Linked DNA regions of Homo sapiens: region 2 is linked to region 1. Evidence: chromatin loops called from intact Hi-C (ENCODE). Cell type or tissue: heart left ventricle. All regions are shown on one strand. Links, peaks and the distances in the headings refer to the core of each region. The heading gives the core; the rest is flanking DNA. Region 1 has its middle 90 kb from the start of MIR3122. Region 2 has its middle 30 kb from the start of MIR3122.

The links. A loop is a pair of places that touch in the nucleus more often than their neighbours do. Peaks named below come from ENCODE experiments on the same cell type or tissue, not always from the same donor. Only the 100,000 strongest peaks of a DNase experiment are listed, where the experiment ranks them.
Region 2: it touches region 1 in a loop (7-fold over the local background); 6 of 110 quality-filtered maps call a loop at or near these places.

Annotation. Positions count from the first base shown.
Region 1 is chr1:212,166,046-212,168,965 of GRCh38, reverse strand. No RefSeq gene overlaps it. Among named protein-coding and RNA genes, the nearest start is that of MIR3122, 90 kb to the right of the region's middle. In heart left ventricle, for the core only: no CTCF peak of the experiment used is centred there; a DNase peak (open chromatin) is centred at 1,695; H3K27ac peaks cover 1,038 bases.
Region 2 is chr1:212,105,687-212,108,606 of GRCh38, reverse strand. No RefSeq gene overlaps it. Among named protein-coding and RNA genes, the nearest start is that of MIR3122, 30 kb to the right of the region's middle. In heart left ventricle, for the core only: no CTCF peak of the experiment used is centred there; no DNase peak of the experiment used is centred there; H3K27ac peaks cover 317 bases.

The sequences.
Region 1 (2,920 bases), core at 243-2,742:
TTAGCCTGGCACACAGAAAGTGCTCAGTAAAATGTTAGCTATTAAATGCTGAATGTAGATATATACACATAGAAACAAAATATCCTCAGGTGAGGCTGGGCGCTGTGGCTTATGCCTGTAATCCCAGCACTTTGGGAGGCTGAGGTGGGTGGATCACGAGGTCAGGAGATCGAGACCATCCTGGCTAATACGGTGAAACCCTGTCTCTACTAAAAATACAAAAAAATTAGCTGGGTGTGGTGGCACGCACCTGTAATCCCAGTTACTCGTGAGACTGAGGCAGGAGAATGGCATGAACCCAGGAGGCGGAGCTTGCAGTGAGCCGAGATCATGCCACTGCACTCCAGCCTGGGGGACAGAGCAAGACTCCATCTGAAAAAAAAAAAAAAAAATATATATATATATATATATGTCTCCTCAGGTGGAGAGATTCCAAAATGAGTGGCAGGGTTACAAAGTTGGTTTTTTTTTTTTCTGTACAGTTTTCTTTGTTTCTAAATATTTCTTTGTTTTCTAAATATTCTGTAATGAACGTATACTACTTTTATAAGTAGAGAAAAATGTGAAACAGTATTTAACAAAAAATAAGCTTTTCTGTTAAAGGAAAGAGAAAGAAAAGGCATTTTTAGTCTGTTTTGTGCTACTATAACAGGATACCACAGACTGGGTAATTTATAAAGAAAGGAAATTTGTTTCTCACCGTGCTAGAGGCTGGGAAGTCCAAAATCAAGATGCTGGCTCCTTTTGGGGGCCTTCTTGCTGCATCCTCACGTGGAAAGCAGAAGCGCAAGAGAGAACCAATTTCCTCTTCGAATCCCTTTATTAGGATACCTAATCCCATTCAAGAGGAGGAGCCCTCATAGCATAATAATCTCTTAAAGGCCATGCCTCTTAATTCTATCACATTGACAACACCTGATTTTTGGAAGGGACCCATTTAAGCCATAGAATTGGGCAATAGCTACAGGGTATAGGATTAATGTTTCATGTGCTCATGATGAGACTTCCTATTCACAGTTTTTGGGAAAGATCCTGAAAGGAGTCGAGGGTGACAACTGATGTAATGATTTTTTTTTTTTTTTTTTTTTTTTTTTTGAGACAGTGTCTTGCTCTGTCGCCCAGGTTGGAGTGCAGTGGCGCGATCTCGTCTTACTGCAAGCTCCACCTCCCGGGTTCACGCCATTCTCCTGCCTCAGCCTCCTGAGTAGCTGGGACTACAGGCGCCCGCCACCACGCCCGACTAATTTTTTGTATTTTTAGTAGAGACGAGGTTTCACCGTGTTAGCCAGGATGGTCTCCATCTCCTGAACTTGTGATCCGCCCGTGTCGCCCTTCCAAAGTGCTGGGATTACAGGCGTGAGCCACTGCACCCGGCAGTAATGATGTTTTTGTGAGGAAAAAGGAAAGCATGAATGTGGTGTGGGGAATTAGTCTTTAATAGGACATCTCTTCCTGTGACTGGGGAAGAAAGAATTTGTGAGTAGGTATAAATACAATAATTTGTAGGTGCAGAAACAGGAGGTTGAGGAAGTTCATGACTGATAGCCTTGATGTTAATCACTGAAGCCAGCAAGGCTGTCCACTGAGAGGCGGGAGTCTGAATATCCACAGAGGGATGAAGGAGGAAACTGACACACAGCTGCATTGCCAAACAGCGCTGACAGCCTGGTGCTGCCTGGAGACGTGACTCTGCTACGGCCCTGACCTAGGTCACCCCCAGTGCAGCAGATGCAGCCATGGTTCTGTCATACCGTTCTCGCGTGCTTGTGGCTTGCTCTAGATCCTTAATTGGGTTGCTTCCCATGGGAATTCCACTCCTTCTCCCTCTCACATACAGAAATCCTACTCAGTCTGCAAGGCTAGCTCAGGTTTGTTTATTCAACTATTCAGATATTAATTCATCCAGTTTCCAGCTGGTCTTTCAGAACCCCATGGCTTCTGGGTTCAGGAACTTGCAAAAGCTCCATCTCTGTCTTTTCTCTTTGATACCTGTGCTATCTGATCATGAAAGAGTCGTTTCAGGACAGAGGGCTTGCCTTGAAGTCTGACTTCCTGATGATTTTTGATTGGGGGCCAGTATTATATTCAGTCTGTGTGTGAGTGTACATGTGCTTCCTTTACTTCTGCTATTAGGGGTTTAATTTACTGGAGGGGAAGCACCTGTAATCCCTGTTTGGAAAAATGTCTGCTTAATGGCAATTCTCCCGGATGTGACCCACTTGATAATAAAAGTTCCAGTGGAATTGGGTCTCTCTGTAGCCCAGTTCATGTGAAGATATAATCAGGGATTTGGCCAGCTATTTGGAAGTGGCTGTGTCCTCCAGATAGCTTCATCCTAACCATACCTATTCTTCGATTTTATCAAGATCTCCAGCACTTCCACTCCTCCATTTTCTACCAACTCGGTGCATCTCCTGGCACATTTTTCTTGTACAACCCGCCTGAAACCCATGGCATATTTTCTGGCATTCTCGGTATCCAAGCTCCCTCATCTTCCTGTCACATCTGGTTTACAGATTATCAGCTGTGATTAATCCTGACATTCCTCCTGCTTCTTCACCAAGGCTACTGGGCCCTTCATCAGGGTCTAGGCTTTGGCTCCAGCATGGCCAGCAGCAATTAGTGAGGGAAGAATTTAGTCCTGATGTCACTGGTGGGAATCAGTGGGGCAGCAGAACCAAGGACTGGCTCCAGAGTGGCCAGAATACTGGTTACATCCAGGAAGATTGGGCAAATATATAAATGTACAGAGGATAATGAAAGCTGATTCTCTCACTGTGAATGAAGAGAGTTACAAATATGGAAAGGGTCCTGCTGAGGAGCACCAAAGGAAATAAAAGTTAAAATTAAAAAGACAAAAATGGAAAGGGGAAGGCTAAAATAAACCCTGTGATGTTGGATTGGAATTGGAGGCATTGGT
Region 2 (2,920 bases), core at 177-2,676, 60 kb after region 1:
GCAACAATGCCCACTGGATTTTAACTTCTCAGTTCCTGAACCACTAATAAGTTATTTCAGTTACATTTAATAAATCCTCCTTATGCTTCTTTTCAAATAATTCTTGGAAAATTGTGTTTGAATATATTGCAGAAGATGGGGGAAAGGTGAAAGAGAAATTAACAGTCATCCTGAATGATTATCAAGTGACGTGGTATAACAATATTTGCTAACTCCATGTCAACATAGCAAGGCCAGATGGCTTAGTTTTGTTTCAGTAACATATATCATGTGGTAATAGATTGATAAAGGGTTGATTTGTATAATTACTTTTAGACCTTGACTTCAGAAGTAAGCAAGGTTGTTATCAAGAAAAAAACAACCCAGCTCTTAACATATTCATTTGAATTGATAACTGGCACAAACCCATGAAGGGGATACAAGGTGGCAGGACTATTTGCAGGAGCAGATACCAGCTTCTAATAAAAGCATACCACATTCCTTAAGTTCCTGTAAATTGGAAACTAGGGTCCCTAATAGCATCAGTGGCAGCATAAATTCAATGCTTAGATGACAGCTGAAACCCCAATGTTGGATTTATACACCCAAATATCAAGCTAACTTTCAGGGCTGGTATTTTCACACTGATGTGAGAATGACAAGTTTTATTGGCATCAAAAACAGAGTAGCCTGGGGAAGAATCTCATCAAGTGAGAGCAAAGAATCTAGAGTCTTCATTATACTTCAATGAAATGTTTGAATCTTCTTTTGTATCCTACTACTAACAGACAGCAACATGGCTTGTTTTGAACTTTACCTATTTTATTTGTCTGCTCATAAGCAAGAGAGCACAATAGCCCAACAAGCAAGTACGAGTTGGCTCTTGGCTCTAAAGACCAGCAGCTGCAGCTTCCTCTCTAAAGGTGATCACATCTTAAACAATGTAGCAGAGCTGGGGGCAGCAGTCAGGAAATGGGAGGGTGGGCTTTGTGTGAGCAAAGGCTTTGGTTTGTTTAAGAGTTCAGGATATAGATTTGAAGATTATGGTCTCTTTGAACAGTGGCTACAGGCCACATATGAAATAATCTCCGTAATTTTCATGTGTACCTGGCGAGACAAAGTCATGAATTTCAAACTTGATTTTTCCCCACAGACCTACTTGCTCCTTTTGAAAAGTGCTGGGACTGGGAGGTCCAGGCAACATTCATGCTTTTGTTGTTTTTTTTTTAATTACCAGTTGATTCTGATTTGTGAAGACCTTTGCAGACTGCAGCTGTTAGTGGAAAGGGAACAGGAATGAGCTGAACTTTTATGTCCATGTATCGAATATAGATAATAACTCTTGCCCTCCATACTTAACAGCTAACAGCAACTGTTTAATAAAACATTAGGTATTATGTGCCAGGCACTGTCCTAAGAGCTTTACATGTAATAACCACAAAAATCCTTTTTTTTTTTTTTTTTTAGACGGAGTCTCGCTCTGTCATCAGGCTGGAGTGCAGTGGCACAATCTCGGCTCACTGCAACCACTTGACTCCCTGGTTCAAGCGATTCTCCTGCCTCAGCCTCCCGAGTGGCTGGGATTACAGGCGTGAACCACCAAGCCCAGCTAATTTTTGTATTTTTAGTAGAGATGGGGTTTCACCATGTTGGCCAGGGTGGTCTCAATTGCCTGACCTTGTGATCTGCCCGCCTCGGCCTCCCAAAGTGCTGGGATTACAGGCATAAGCCACTGTGTCCGGCCCCACATAATTCCATTTTAAGGTAGGAAACTCATTCACAGAAGGGTTAAGTAACTTGTCCACGGACACAGTTAGGGCTTGGATTTAAAGCTAGACAGTGTGGCACTAGGGATCATGTTTTCAACCATTATTTATAACCTTATAAGGAATATAATAAAAACATGTATCCAAAAAGTATTTTACTTTGAGAAGTTAAAAGTTCTAAGCAGCTGCTGAATTAAGTTCCTGGAGGAAAAGTAGGCTTCTAGACAGTACTTGCTACATAATAGCTGATTACAAACAACTTTACTCAAAGGACTTGAAATCTGATCTTTGCTGTTTCTCTCAAATGCTGACTCTGGCCTACTGAAGTATTAAAGTGACTCCTTTGGCAACTGAAAATAAAGAAAGGAACTCTTTGCAGACCAGGTGCCTCACACACAGGGCTTGGCACCCAGGTGATATGTAAATGTTGGCTGACTTAAACGCCTTCCAATCAAAGGCATTTTGAAATGTGCTATTCATATTTCACAAAATGGCTTGAATATAAACTATTCAGAATGTCAAAACAAAGGGGCATGTGGCAAGTTAAGGAAATTAAAGAGAAATGGAGTACAAATGGAATATTAAACCTTTTACATTCAAAGTGAAGAACCTGGTTGCATACCCTAAAAATCCTCTTTCCTGGCTTAGCAAGGGATGAACTTTGGGGATCAAGTAAGCCTATTCTTTAATAACACAATATCTCTCATTTGTGATGTATATGCTTGCTGCAGGCATACCAATATAAACAAGCTGCTTAATATGCTCAGGTGATTTCTTTTTTAAAGGCTGAATTTATCTTATATCATTTCTTAACAACCCCTACACTTTTTAGCTTGCACTCAAACACAGCTCAGAAATAAAACAGGTTTTGCTACCACTTTAGGGAACAAAATGGTTAACTTATAACAAGCTGGGGTCGTATTCCAGGCATCAAAGCATTAAACTTAACTCAAGTCCAACAAAATGTGTTCAGCCTGCCTATAACTTCCAACCAATATCTAAAGAACTGATGCATAATCCAATTTTTTTACCATAATCCCTGAGAATTTTATGAGTAATGGGTTAATTGGTAATGTGGCATGATCCAAACCTAGGGCAGGCAAAGAATTCCCTGTGAAGACCTGTGTGAGAAGCAATGAGATCTACTGCAAGAGCTCAACTGGGCCTACATTTAG